2 separate regions of the Homo sapiens genome follow, and region 1 is linked to region 2. A link is a contact called in ENCODE Hi-C or POLR2A ChIA-PET data. All regions are on one chromosome and are shown on one strand. Each heading gives the region's core, a stretch centred on a gene start or an enhancer-like site at or near the end of the contact. The rest is flanking DNA. Distances are from core to core; before and after follow the strand shown. Region 1 overlaps OGDH (oxoglutarate dehydrogenase). Region 2 holds the start of H2AZ2-DT (H2AZ2 divergent transcript).

What was found. A loop is a pair of places that touch in the nucleus more often than their neighbours do. ChIA-PET counts read pairs that join two places held with the same protein, here RNA polymerase II (POLR2A). Pooled maps may share reads with other maps.
Region 1: a map of heart left ventricle shows a loop between it and region 2 (2.1-fold over the local background). The contact joins the enhancer-like site here to the promoter of H2AZ2-DT in region 2. A Hi-C loop is called at or near these places in 3 of 168 maps with a recorded cell type or tissue (MCF 10A, PC-9 and heart left ventricle) and 9 of 50 pooled maps. POLR2A ChIA-PET finds 5 or more read pairs at or near these places in 7 of 52 experiments (CD8-positive, alpha-beta T cell, MCF 10A, WTC11 and 3 more).

Annotation. Positions count from the first base shown.
Region 1 is chr7:44,677,296-44,684,581 of GRCh38, forward strand. It overlaps OGDH (oxoglutarate dehydrogenase), which reads left to right. Exons shown (of 23, transcript NM_002541.4): 10 at 4,425-4,553. Among named protein-coding and RNA genes, the nearest start is that of ZMIZ2, 68 kb to the right of the region's middle. RefSeq lists a silencer at 851-1,064. Within about 2 kb of position 1,281, at least 12 of the 41 ENCODE cell types and tissues checked have a DNase peak (open chromatin) inside an H3K27ac peak, as active enhancers do; they include heart left ventricle, where a contact is called at or near this core.
Region 2 is chr7:44,843,434-44,850,838 of GRCh38, forward strand. H2AZ2-DT (H2AZ2 divergent transcript) reads left to right here and starts at 5,038. Exons shown (of 2, transcript NR_187581.1): 1 at 5,038-5,088; 2 at 6,026-6,132. H2AZ2 (H2A.Z variant histone 2) reads right to left here and starts at 4,654. Exons shown (of 5, transcript NM_012412.5): 1 at 4,536-4,654. The coding sequence starts at 4,538. RefSeq lists enhancers at 4,237-4,794, 4,795-5,353 and silencers at 4,280-4,669, 4,930-4,989.

The DNA of each region.
Region 1 (7,286 bases), core at 31-2,530, 170 kb before region 2:
GCATGATAGGAAACTGGAGTTAGCCGTGAAGAGCTTTGGAAGAGGTGTGCAGGGGTGTGGGCTAGAGTTGGACCAAGGATAGAAGGCACACCCCTTAGTAGCAGAGCAGGTAGTTGTCATTTTATTTGAGAAGTGGCAGGATTTAGGGAGGTGGGAAGGGAAGAATGTTTTCTGGAGATGAAAGGTAAGAGCAAAGATGTAGGGGGAATTGGGGACACAGAGCAGGGAGGGGCCGGCCTCCTAGTTGTGCCCTGGAAAGAAGTCAGGTCTATGTTAGAAGTGGAACCAATTGGCCAGGTGCGGTGGCTCACGCCTGTAATCCCAGCACTTTGGGAGGCTGAGGCGGGTGGATCACCTGAGGTCAGGAGTTCGAGACCATCCTGGCTAACACAGTGAAACCCCATCTCTACTAAAAATACAAAAAAAAAATTAGCCGGGCATGGTGGCACACGCCTGTAGTCTCAGCTACTCAGGAGGCTGAGGCAGGAGAATTGCTTGAACCTGGGAGGCGGAGGTTGCAGTGAGCTGAGATCACGCCACTGCACTCCAGCCTGGGTGACAGAGGGAGACTCCTTCTCAAAGGAAAAAAAAAAAAAAAAGAAGTGGAACCAATTATTACTTTACCAGGCTCTATAATTTTAAATACTGTAAATCTACTACTGTCATGCTTACAGTGTTAGAGGAAGGGAAACTGTCATCATAGGTAATGGAGCCTGGGCTGGGGAAGTGATTCCCGCATCGATCAATGCTCACTGTAAAGAACGAGTATGACCCACAGGGACGCAGAGGTCATTCCATGGCTTCAAGCTCATGGGCCAGGACAGTGCCACAGAAACTTCAACTAGATGCAAAGAGGCCTTAGCTCTGGGGAACCTGCAGCCCCCGCAGGCAGTAACAACACTGGGTGTCTGGGATGGCCTGGGCTAAGGTGAGATCGGCATGGGGAGATCAGCATTGTGATGACCAGTGCCTCTGGTATTTGCACCCTCCTTGGCTAGGACACTCGCCCAGGCATTTGGGCTGAGTAGTGGAATGAGATTACCGAAAACTTTGGGTGATTCCCACATTCATAGATTGTGGACAGAAATCCACTCTAGCAGTACTCACCTCATAATGCTGGAAATTTCCCAAAAAGGAATGAAATCATTAGAGTAAAAGCAATAGAGTATATTTTAAACTGCTACAGATGGTCACACTGATTGGTCCCTTCATGAGATGCCAGGACAGGAGAGGCTGGTTAGTCCCTGATTTGCTCATAAGTCTGCATGCAGCTGAGTCCGAACTGTCAGTCCCTTTGTTTTCCAGTCTACACAAACCTTGTTGTCACAAGTTTGCCCTTGCCCCAATGTGGATAGCTGCCAGGCCCTCTTTCTGAGCCTCCTCGTCACCTTGCCTCAAGCCCTCACATGTCCCCAGCAGGGTCAGTGTGGGGTCATTGCAGGCTCAGCCATCTGCCTGTTCTTCTTACTCCTCTTGACACCCATAGGACATGATTTGATTTCTATTAAATCCAGAAACTCAGGGAGCTGGAGTGTGTGTTATGTAACTCTCAGCATTTTTCGTGAAGAATTACATACTTTCTGTAAGTGCAGCTGAGGTCATCCCATAACCTCATGCATGATTGTGAAACAGACCTGATTTGGCTCAGTGCTAATATGGCCTTTGGGATCTTTGTTCATGAAAGCATTTCCTCAGTGCAGCAATGCAACCTGCTGCAAAGGGAGAACCCGCTCCTGCCAGAGGTATGGCTCAGGCTGCCAGACACAAGGAGATTCCCCATGTGTCCTGGCTGTGATTTCAGCAGACAGTTACCACAGTGCAGTATGGCATGGTAGTCGCAGTACAACATCACCAGGATGATCAAGAGCAAATACCATGACAAGAGGAAGACTGACTACAGGTGCCCTGTCAGCAGAAGACAGACTGGACAGAAAAGTATCTGCGGGAAGAAACAACACACTATCGGGATCAGGAAAGCATGAAATGTCAGTGACTCAAAACCAATGGCTTTTACACTCAGGCAGCCTGGGCATCGTAGCAAAGCTGCACACCTCCAAGGGGGCCCCGTAAGCAAACCAGATCCTTACGTCCACATGCTGCTATCCTAGTGAGCACCTGCCACATCCACCAAAAGGCAGGACACCTGCAGTTCTGTTTTTAAAAATTCTAGGTTTTGTCCCTGACACACAAATCATGGGTCTTAACCAAGGATGACTCAGCACAGCGCTGAGGACCAGGGTAATCACAAGAACTCAGGGAGGTGCAGGTCAGTAGGCCCGTAGGCTGAGGACACAGCAGGAGAGGGTGTGTTGTATATCACCTTGGCTAGCCACAGCGTCCAGGTTTTTTTTGCTAAACACCCATCTAGATGGCATTTTGTAAAGATAAGATTAACGTTTAAACCAGTAGATTTTGAGTAAAGTAGAAGACCTTGCACAATGTGAGTGGGTTTCATCCAGTCAGTTCAAGGCCTTCGAGAAAAAACTGAGGTTCCCAGAAAAGAAGGAATTCTGCCTCCAGACAGCCTTCACACTTAAGCTGCAACATCAGCTCTGCTGTGGGTCTCCAGCCTGCCAGCCCGCCCTGCAGACTTTGCACTTGCCAGCCTGATTCCTTAAAAACCCATCTTTCTCGGCCAGGCACGATGACTCATGCCTGTAATCCCAGCACTTTGGGAGGCTGAGGCAAGAGGAGTGCTTGAACCCAGGAGTTTGAGACCAGCATGACCAACATGGTGAAACCTCGTGTCTACAAAAAAATGCCAAAATTAGCCAGGCATGGTGGCATGTACTTGTATTCCCTGCTACTTGTGTGACTGAGGTGGGAAAATCACTTGAGCTTGGGAGGCAGAGGTTGCAGTGAGCTGAGATCGTGCCACTGCACTCCAGCCTGGGTGAAAGAGTGAGACCCTGCCTCAAAAAAAAAGAAAAAGAAGAAAAGAAAGAAAGAAAATCATTCTCTCTCTCCCTCTTCCTCTTCACCCTCTCAGTTCTGTCTCTCTGGAGAGCTCTGACTAATACAAGGGTTTTAAAGAGGTATAGGCTGTGTATCCAAGGAGTAGAGGTGGTGGGCTTACATGATTGTGGCATTGGGGACACTGAGCAAATGAGTAAACATATCAAAGGCAGTGAGGATGGAGTGTCTTGCAGTTGTAGGAGATATTTATAGGTGTGGAAGGAGGTGGCCTAGAAAGTGTTGGATTAAAATTTGGAGGTATCAATACAAACTCATAGTTTTATTGCATACACACACACACACACACACACACACACACACACAGAAATAGCCATGTATATGTGCGCCTGCATATGCACACATGTATTTTTTAGATGTATGCGGAATGGGCCTAGAAATGATGATATCCTGGCAGTGATGAGCACACAAATACTGGTCTTAAATCCCATCCTCTACTGGAGGAAGCTGGCTTCTTAGAGAAACAGCTGATATTGTCCAGGGCTGGACAGGGACAGTACAACATGGAAGCTACAATGTTCTGTTGGTCAGGAAGCAAGGAGGTGCTCATGAATGAAAGAGACCTGTCCCTGTTCACAGGAAAGGGAGGCAGCTGGACAGAGCTGCTCTCCCTATCAACCTGGAACAGTGTGAGCATTAAAATAACTAACAATATTAATGCAACCTGTCGAATAAAATAGGAACCATGAGTACATACTAACACGAGTAAATAAACAAGGGAGAAGGGAAAGCTCTTCCTTGCAGAGAATGCCAACTAATAAATTTAGGAGTAATCGAAACTGGTGTTTGCCATCCATCAACCACCCAAGGGGCTGGTTCAGACGCAGTTGTCAATACTGCTGAGGCTGGGGTGGAGGTTTGAGGAGGAACAGGATGTAAAGTTTCTTCTCACAAAATACTACCACTATACTCATTGCCAAGGAAAACAATGGTGAGTGAAAGGGAGGATAGCAGACAGCAGCCTCCCAGGTGAGCAGAGTTAACCTGACCTGATGCAGTATGTCCTTCCCAAGTGGGGACCCAAGGTCTGTCAAGGGTGCAAAGACAAGAAGGATGAGGAGCTGCTCCTGGTTGGAGGAGCCAAAGAGACCTGGCAAGTGATGCTGCCCTCCCATGTGGGGTCTGGGGCCAATGGCTAAGCTAGTGCTGCCCTCCCGGAACAGAGGGTCCGGGTAGTCATGTTGGAGAGTGTCCTAGCAATGCATCAGGTCTACAGCTCTTTCAGTGCTGAGAACAGATGATGATGGCAGGGTGTGTTGGTGTTGAGCAGATATACCAAGGTGCTAGCATGTTGGGGATTTGGGGCCCTGTGGACTTTCCTGCTACTTTCTATGTTTGAAATTATCTCAAAACGTTATTTTTTGAAAAACAAATGATGCATTTCCTCTGTTTACCTTGTGGACTTGGCAATCAGAACATTCTGGATTTGGGGTCTCCTTTGGTGTTTACAGGTCATGTCCATCCTGTTGCATGGGGATGCTGCATTTGCTGGCCAGGGCATTGTGTACGAGACCTTCCACCTCAGCGACCTGCCATCCTACACAACTCATGGCACCGTGCACGTGGTCGTCAACAACCAGGTACCTCACACCAGCCTGCGGCTTTGCTGCTCACATCAGTCTTACTTAGAATGACATCTCTGAGTCATTTAGGACGTTCACTGTTTTCTGATTATAAAAATACATCTGTTATTAAAAACCAGGTGCAGTGGCTCACGCCTGTAATCGTAGCACTTTGGGAAGCCAAGGCAGGAGGATTGCTTCAGCCCATGAGTTTGAGACCAGTCTGGGCAATATAGTGAGACCCCCTTTCTCTGCAAAAAAATTGAAAAATTAGCACTGGGTGGCCGGGTGCAGTGGCTCAGTCCTGTAATCCCAGCACTTTGGGAGGCCGAGGCAGGTGGATCACCTGAGGTCAGGAGTTCAAGCCTGGCCAATGTGGTGAAACCCCGTCTCTGCTAAAAATACAAAATTAGCCATGGGATCACATGCCTGTGATCCCAGCTGCTTGGAAGGCTGAGGCAGGAGAATTGCTTGAACCCGAGAGGTGAAGGTTACAGTGAGCCAAGATTGCGCCATTGCATTCCAGCCTGGACAACAAGAGCGAAACTCCATTTCAAAAAAAAAAAAGAAAAGAAAAAAAGTTAGCACCGGGCATGGTGGCCCACAAATGTAATCCCAGCACTTTGGGAGGCCAAGGTGGGCAGATCACTTGAGGCCAGGAGTTCGAGACCAGCCTGGCCAACATGGAGAAACCTCATCTCTACTAAAAATACAAAGCTACCTGCTTGGTGGCGCGCACTTGTAATCCCAGCTGCTTGGGAGGCTGAGGCACAAGAATCACTTGAAACCCTTGAGGCGGAGGTTACCGTGAGCCAAGATCACACCACTAAGCCTGGGCGACAGAGCAGGAGTCTGTCTAAAAAAAAAATTAAAAAAATTAGGCATGGTGGTGCATGCCTGTGGTCCTAGCTACTTGGGGGTTTGAGATAGGAGGATCACTTGAACCTGGGAGGTCGAGGCTGCAGTGAGCCATGATTATGCCACTGCACTCTAGTCTGGGCAACAGAGTGAGACCCTGTCTTGAAAAAAATAAATAGGCTGGGCGTGGTGGCTCACACCTGTAATCCCAGCACTTTGGGCGGCCGAGGCAGACGGATCATGAGGTCAAGAGATCGAGACCATCCTGGCTACCACAGTGAAACCCCGTCTCTACTAAAAATACAAAAAAATTAGGCGGGTGTGGTGGCGGGCACCTATAGTCCCAGCTACTTGGGAGGCTGAGGCAGGAGAATGGCGTGAACCCGGGAGGTGGAGCTCACAGTGAGCTGAGATCACGCCACTGCACTCCAGCCTGGATGACAGAGCAAGACTCTGTCTCAAAATAAATAAGTAAATAAATAAATAAAAAAGAAAAAAATAGATTTTAATACATTATTTTTAAGATGGCATTATTGTTTTAGATTTTTGTTTGTTTGTTTGAGACCAGTCTTGCCCCATAGCTCACGCTGGAGTGTAGGGGCATGATGATAGCTCATTGCAGCCTTGAACTCATGGACTCAAGCATCTTCCTGCCTCAGCCTCCCGAGTAGCAAGGACTATAGACGTGCACCACCACTCCTGACTAATTTTTTTTTATTTTGTGTAGAGGCGGGATGTCACTCTGTTACCGAGGCTGCTCTTGAACTCCTGGCTTCAAGTGATCCTCCCATCTTGGTCTCCCAAAGCACTGGGATTGTAGGTGTGATCCACCATGCCCGACAAGAATATTTTCTTCTGGTTCCACAGGCATACAGATGGCCTGTGCATGGGGACGTTCTCTTTCTTTAAGAAACTGGGTTCCATGTACACAGCTTTATATCCACTCTTATTTACCACATATTTGCTCATATCATTACGTACCCTTTTAAAATAATTTTAATAGAAATATCTTATAACTTGTTTCATAAAATGGACTCTTAGGATTCTCATTTTTTATTTTCAGTAAGGCTGTGATGAACATTCTCATGAATATTTCTGCACAGGCCTGATACATATCACCTGTTAGATTCTTCCACCAGCCGTAGCTAAGGGTTCCCCTCATCGATGCGTGTGAAGTTTCCATAACAGATATTCTAGTGCCTTTTAACTCTAGGCACTCTCCTAGGTACCAGGCAGAGCACCGGTGTGCTCCCTATCATCACAGACCTTATAGTTTAGTGCAGGGTCAGGGGGCTCATAGACAGTGCCATGAAGTGGGTGTGGGAGGTGTTCTGCAAGATACTGGGTTAGTCAGCAGACAAGTCACTGAGGATTTGACATTTAAATGGAAACTTCAAGGTCAGGTAGGCAAATATTGGGGAGCATCAGATCAAGTCAGGAGAGAGGTCCTAGTGTCTGAAGGAGTGGACAAGGCCATCGCAGCTCATCGTTAGTGCAAGAGAGAACTGCCATCAGCCAGCGCCTGAGGAAAGCTCCCAATGGCATTGGGAGGCCATTGGAGAGACTGACGCAAGGAAGTGATGAGATACTGGTTGGTTATAAAGATGATTTGTTATAGTTTAGAATTGATTAGAGGAGGACAGAGAAACACATGCAGCTGTCTCAGCAAGAAGTAGAGAGAGGGAAAAATTTAAATTTAAATAAGTAAATATGCTCACTAAGTAGCAAATACTAAAGAGCTCAAAATTTAAGAGGTCAAATACTAAGAGAGGGTAAGAACATTATCCAGTGCAAATATAACACACAATATGGTAAAAGCTACCACTTACTGCCTACTGTGTCCCAGATGCTGAATTAGGTACTTTATGTATATTAACTTAATTTGTAGGGTAG
Region 2 (7,405 bases), core at 3,788-6,287:
CTAGTTTTACTTTAGGTAGTTAACAATATGTAGGTGATCCCCTTCCTCATTTGTAAATATACATGGGATTCTATCACCTTTTATAATTTCTATCAAAGAAATCAAACCTTAAACACTTATTTAAAATATTTTTCTTTTTTCTTGAGATGGAGTCTAGCTCTGTTGCCCAGGCTGGAGTGCAGTGGTGCGACCTTGACTCACTGCAAACTCCACCTCCTGGGCTCAAGCGATTCTCCTGCCTCAGCCTCCTGAGTAGCTGAGATTACAGGCGCACACCACCACACATGGCTAATTTTTGTATTTTTAGTAGAGGTGGGTTTCACTATGTTGGCCAAGCTGGTCTTGAACTCCTGACCTCAAGTGATCCGCCCGCCTAGGCCTCCCAAAGTGCTGGGATTACAGGCATAAGCCACAGTGCCAGGCTGAAAAATATGAGATTTTTAAAAACAAACATATTTATCAATTTCCAGATTAAAGAATCTTGCAAGTCAATATAACTTTTATGCATACATGAAATATTTCACAATTTTTATCAATGTCAATGTAACATATATTACTTCCACAGAAATATTTAGAACTTAGCTCTCAGAAAAATAAAGCATGTTCCAAGAAAAAAAAAAAAAACCTCAAAAAATTAAACACAGAATTGTCATATAGTCTAGCAATTCCACTTCTAGGTATACACCTAAAAATTGAAAGCAAGGATTCAAACAAATACATGTATACCCACGTTCACAGAAGCATTATTCAGAATAGCCAAAAGGTAGAAACAATCTTGAGTGTCCAATGATGGATGAACAAAATGATATACATATAATGGAATAGTATTCAGCTTTAAAAAGGAAATTCTGACACAAGCTACAACATGAATGGGCCTTGAGGACATTATGCTAAGGAAAATAAGCCAGTTACAAAAAAGACAAATACTGTATGATTCTACTTATGAGGTCCCTAAAATAGTAAAGTTCATGGTCAGAAAGCAGATTTGTGGTTGCCAGGGGTAGCTGCCTCCTGGGTTCAAGTGATTCTCCTGCCTCAGCCTCCTAAGTAGCTGGTAGTATAGGTGCGCGCCACCATGCCCTGCTAATTTTTGTATTTTTAGTACCAACAAGGTTTCTGCATGTTGGCCAGGCTGGTCTTGAACTCCTGACCTCAAGTGATCTGCCTGTCTCATCCTCCCAAAGTACTGGGATTACAGGCGTGAGCCACTGCGCCTGGCCGAGTTATTGTTGAATGGGTAGAGTTTCCACTTGGGAAGATGAAAAAGTTCTAGAGGCAGAAGGCAGTGATGGTTGCACACTATAAATGTACTTAATGCCACTGAACTGTACGCTTTAAAAAAACCTATTTCTGCATGAAAAAGGCAAAGTATGTGCCAATGTAATGAGCTTTTAAGTAAATATGGGGTATTATAGAGTATATGTGTACACATGTATTTCTAGTAGGTGACACAATAAATTAGAAATGTTATTTGCCTCTCGGGAGGAAATACTAAAGGTCTGACTTAAGAAAACTAATTTTCTCTCATATATTTTGCTTTTACCATTTAAACAGATTATTTCTTTACTGTTAAAAAAAGAAATCAGTTTACAAGATTGGCTGTTTGAGGGGCTATTCTTTCAAAATAGATGGTAAGCTTTGAAATGGCATATCCCCTTTGTAGCTAACCCTTTCCTTAAAAATTTTTTAAAGCTAAAAATTACCCCTGTATACTTCCTCTAATTGCACGTCTAAGTGGATTAAGTGCGTGTCACCCAAGATAATATGGAAGAAAAACAGTAAAACCCTGGCAGGTATCAGAAACAGGAAAAATAAAAATCTAAGAACTAATTCATATTCACTCTCTTATATTAGGTAATTCAACAAGAGACTGATTTAAGTTTACCAGTAAGAACTGAGACGCTCTCTATTTCTACCAGAATGCCTCATATTTTAATAATTTTTGACTATGTTGTTATATAAGAAAAATACAATTTTTGGATTTTTGAGGTCAGCTCCACTAACAAGACAGTCTTACTTACTTCTCAAATAAAAAACCCTTGTTACCTCCATTTGCCCTAATATATAACACTTAAAAACCTCTCAACTGGCATCTAAAATTATAATCACTGTCTTCCTATGACTGGATTGGAAAAAATAAGAAGTAGTCACTAATAAAAAGCCAACAACTACAAAATTCCCCAGGCTCCCCAGGTCATATAATAACTACTCTGCTTAAGCAATTTTATCCTCACTGTTTCAGATATGTCATATTTGGTGTTCTATTTGCTTTTTAAGGAAGTAGACATACAGTCAGGTTTTAAAAGCCTCAATCCATTAAATGACTATTTCCAACATTTAGAGATTCCTGATACATTTCTCATACTTAACAAAAGAAAACTTTTATGGTATCAAACTTATCTGAATATAAAACTATACAATAAATGGATAATTACTTTCTTTCCGATATCCCCTCAAACTGTATATATAGCCTCCCTACTTTGAACATTCATTTTAATATAATTGGTGCTTGAGAACCCAAATCTAAATTTTTTAATTCCAAGAACTGACTTCGTATTAACCTGAGTTAAGGTTGTTGGTTTTAAAAAATTACACACACACACACACACACACACACACACACACACACAGAGAGAGACAGAGAGAGAGAGAGAGGAGGAAGTAGGAGTTCGTTCATTTTACTTGGATAAACTTGCAAACTGGATACTAAGACACTTTCATGTCAGTTTTAACAGACATCTGCTTACTTCCTCTCAGGTTTAAAATCTATCAAGAACGACAACTCAATGTCTCCTGCATTTTTAGCTTATGTTAATACTTATGTATTTTTAGCTACTGGTAAGTGGATATAAAACATATAGCGTATCACTAGAGATTGAAAAATATCTGAAAAACTAGAATTGGCCGTGCGCGGTGGCTCACGCCTGTAATCCCAGCACTTTGTCAGGCCGAGGGGGGCGGATCACAAGGTCAAGAGATCGAGACCATCCTGGCCAACATGGTGAAACCCAATCTCTACTAAAAATACAAAAAATTAGCAGGGCGTGGTGGCGCACGCCTGTAGCTATTCGGGAGGCTGAGGCAGGAGCATCGCTTGAACCCGGGAGGCGGAGGTTGCAGTGAGTGAAGATCGCCCATTGCACTCCAGCCTGGCAACAGAGTGAGACTCCGTCTCAAAAAAAAAAACCACAAAAAACCACAAAAAACAAACAACAAAAAACCAAAAAAAAAAAAAACCACAAAAAACTAGAATCATGAAAATCATCTGTTTGAGCAAATCCTTTTACAGATTAGATGTAAGCTGTACCTCAGTTTGATAAAGTACTATAAAGTACTTTACAATAACAATAAACTATACGTGAGACGTTGGAAGCAATTATCCCTAAAGTCTATTCCAGCTCTAAGATTTGGGTTTTTTACAATAACAATAAACTATACGTTAGACGTTGGAAGCAATTATCCCTAAAGTCTATTCCAGCTCTAAGATTTGGGTATTTTACAATAACCAAACATTGTCCTCTCGACTGGCCAATCTGTTTACAGTTAGGTGTTATGTCTATTCAATACCATATCTGTCACATCAAGCACAAGACAAATCATCTAATACTATCTGCAGTATGATAAATGACAGCTTGGTGCTAACTTTTAAGCAGGTAGCTCCCGTTGAAGTAACCTTTCAACAGAATGCTTAAAGCACGAATACCGGCAAAAATAAGATTCCATAACAGTCTTATTATTTTTACACAATCTTTGATGCAACTCAGAGCGTATCCTTTAGCACCTTCTCTTTTCCCCTCAACTTTAAAATGGGGCTGAAGTTCTATTCACTTTCATTTTTTTAAAGCCACACTCTTCTTATCTAGATCTGAATTTCAGAATGAAAAGATGAATACTTTAAGACTGAAAATCCATAGCAAGGGCAAAGGAAAGTACTGTTGTATAATGAAAACCGCAAACTGCAAGGGGCTCAGAAGATAACGGGCGTTCATTTCTAACCTGTGCAATCACCTAGAACAAATCGTGTGGTTCTGGTCTATAAAACCATTCTTTGTCGCTCAAAAGACCACAAATACAAGCACCCTTTCGCAGAAACCCTCAAACTGACTGCCAGGGAGATTACGTAACCAAACATCGCCAAAGACTTATCTAACTTGTACAGCGGCAGCCTGTTTGACCTCATTCATACAGAGAAGCGATCACATTAAGATCCAGCACTTGTTTCTACATTTCCAAGCCGGATTCTGCCGTCCTCCTCCTTCTAAGACGGGCGGTGCAGCGTCACAAGCGTCGGGACAGATCTATCCGGCTCGGAACAGACTTCGCGCTCTACCCGGCCAGGCCCAGCTCTCACCCGGGGACCCGTGTCGGGCTCCGCAGCTGGGACATGGCGCCCCCCGGCGGGCGGCGAGGGGCTCGGCCGGACGAAGCCCAGACACCCGCAAACTCCCGACTCCACAGGTAGCGGCGCCGACGCCAGGGCCTCCGCGCTCTGCTCTCCCAGGCCCCGTGCCCCCGGCCCACCCGGCCGCCCTTACCATGTTCTCGGCGCCGACTCCGCCTCCGCTCGGCCGCGCGCCCTCCCGCTGCCGACCCGCGCCGCCGCCGCCGCTCTCGCAGCACCGACCGCCGCCGCCGGAGCCGGACAATACCCCGTGCCCGCCTCGCGCTGCTGTGGCCAATGCCCGCTTGTCTTGCTGGTTCGAACCCCAGCGGCTGTTCAATCGCGCGCCTCCTTCTAGCCAGACCCCGCCCCCCCGGCACCGCCTTCCTAACGGCTGTTTGTTTTTGCACACGGCACGCGGAGGCGGGGCCTCCAGCCCCAATAGTGACGCGCTCTCTGCCTTTCACCAGGCGCCCAAGCCTGACGAACAGAAAGGCAAACCAATGAGATTGGACGCCTCGCAGACGAAAGCCAATAAAAATATCGCCCGCGAGCAAGGGAGGCGGGCCACTGGGAAGGACAGCAAAATTAGCTAATAAGGTGAAGCGATTGCAGGCGCTGTGGCTTTCCCGCCCATTCGCGGCGTTGGTTTTCCCGCTTCTGAGACTTGTTTGGGGAGGTAAAGAGTGTTGGACGTGCTTCTCCTGGTGGGTTTTCACAGACTGTGAGGATTTATTCGTCTTAGAACGTGTGGATCAGGAGGGCGCTGGGTTTCAAGGTTAGGCAGGCCTCATGCTCAGCCGTATTCTGGCGGACTGACTACCCTGACGTCCTCTCAGCGCGGACCCTGACAAGGTCCGCGGCAGGCTGAGGCGGGAGAATCGCTTGAACCCCGGAGGCGGAGGTTGCAGTGAGCCGAGATCGCGCCACTGCACTCCAGCTGGGCGACGCATCGTCTCAAAACAAACAAACAAAAACAAAAGCTATCAATTGGCTACATATTGTTATTTGTATGACAAATTCTTTTTCCTTTTTTAGAGATGGAGTCCTGGGACTACAGGCGCGCGCCCCAATGCCCAGCTAACTTTTGTATTTTTAATAGAGACGGGGTTTCTCCGTGTTGGTCAGGCTGGTCTCGAACTCCTGACCTCAGGTGATCTGCCCCCCTTTGCCTCCCAAAGTACTGGGATTACAGGCGTGAGCCACCGCGCCCGGCATGTATTACAAATTCTAAGAACACGAAGATAATGGGGCCGGCTTGGTGGCGCGAACCTGTAGCCTCACCTACTGTCAAGACTGAGACAGGAGGATCTCTTGAGCCCAGGAGGTCGAGGCTGCAGTGAGTCATGATCGCACCACTGCACTCCAGCTTGGGAGACAGAATATACCCTGTCTAAAAAATAATAATAAAAAAAAAGGTAATGGATGAGGCCGATAGTCAGGAATGAAATGACTTTAAACAATTGGGTATGCATGGGATTGGGTATGTGTGTATGTGGGGGCAGAGGGTGGGCATAACCGAAGTCCCATACTCATGTCCCTCTAGGCCTAATACATTTTGCAGACCTCACAGAGCTCAGACTGTTGTGAGCCGTTTTTCTTTTCTCAACCTCTTCAGTGTGTTTATTTTGCTTACATCATTAGGTTAAAATTTGGAGGATAACTCCCAGCTAGAAAGGAAGAAAAGCTCTAAAGTGGAATCGCCTTCCCCCGGAAGCTGTTGTAAAAATTAAAGGATGTATGTGAGTGCACAGGCTCTCCAGCGATCGTTTTTCTTCCACAGTGTTAACACAATTTATTTATTTATTTACTTTTTGAGATGAAGTCTCACTCTGTTGCCCAGGCTGGATGGAGTGCAGTGGTGTGATCTGGGCTCACTGCAACCTCCGCCTCCTGAGTTCAAGCGATTCTCCTGCCTCAGCCTCCTGGGTAGCTGGGACTAAAGGCTCCCACCACCATTCCCCGCTAGTTTTTGTATTTTTAGTAGAAATAGGGTTTCACCATGTTGGCCAGGCTGGTCTTGAACTCCTGACCTCAAGTGATCCTCTCGCCTCAGCCTCCTAAAGTGCTGGGATTACAGGCGTGAGCCACCGCGCCTGGCCTGTTTCCACAATTAAAAAAGGCCCATCACCCTATCATGATCATCTCTATTACAGTCTGGACAATATGAGCTTTCTGGGAGAGCCAGCTTCATTTCATAACTGAAGAAATGGGCTTAGGTGAACTTAGTCATTTGCCTGAGACCGCATAGCCTGTAGATAACCAAGATACCAGCTCACATTTGTTCCAACTCATTCCAGCTTTAAATTCTTTCATTCTTTTCACAGTATGATGCATTGACTGTGCTAGAATGTGTTCTTGGTGTTGGTGAGTTAATAGTGAAAAAAACAAGTTTCTGCCTTAGTGGAGATTCTGTTGTCATAGGATTTTCCCAGGCTGGCACTTTAGAAATTTATATCCAGGCTGATGATAGCTGTTCCAAAGTTTGAATCAGGAGAAGCAACTTTGGGGAAGTGAGTCTTTAAAAAAAGGTAACTTAAATTCAAGAAGAGGAAGAGGGTGAGCTTCTAAGTAAGAATTTGGAAAAATACGGATGAAGGTACAGACAAGTGTGAGGAAGGGTGTCCAGTGAAATAGGAAGGAATGGAGCAATGTGCCCAGATTAATAGAAGCCTCAAAACTAGGTAGAAGAGTGGAGTTACTTCAGTAAAAATAGCCATTGTTAATTCCTGCTCCTCTGTGTTTCTGGCCTCAGTGGATGGCATTACCAATCTACCAAGGCATAAGCCTGTGAGTTATTCCTTTAACAAATCACTCAGTGCCTACTGTTTGCAGGCACTGTGCTAGGTACTGAGGATTTGGTGATTAGCAAAATAGACATTGTCCTTGCCCTTGTGGTCCTCTGCAGCGGGAGTCAGATGTTAAAGAAATAAACAAATACCATATGTGAATTATAATAAGTTCAAGTGTGCTGAAGGAAAAGAACAGGGTGCTTTAAGAGAGAAACAGGGAATGTAGTTTAGC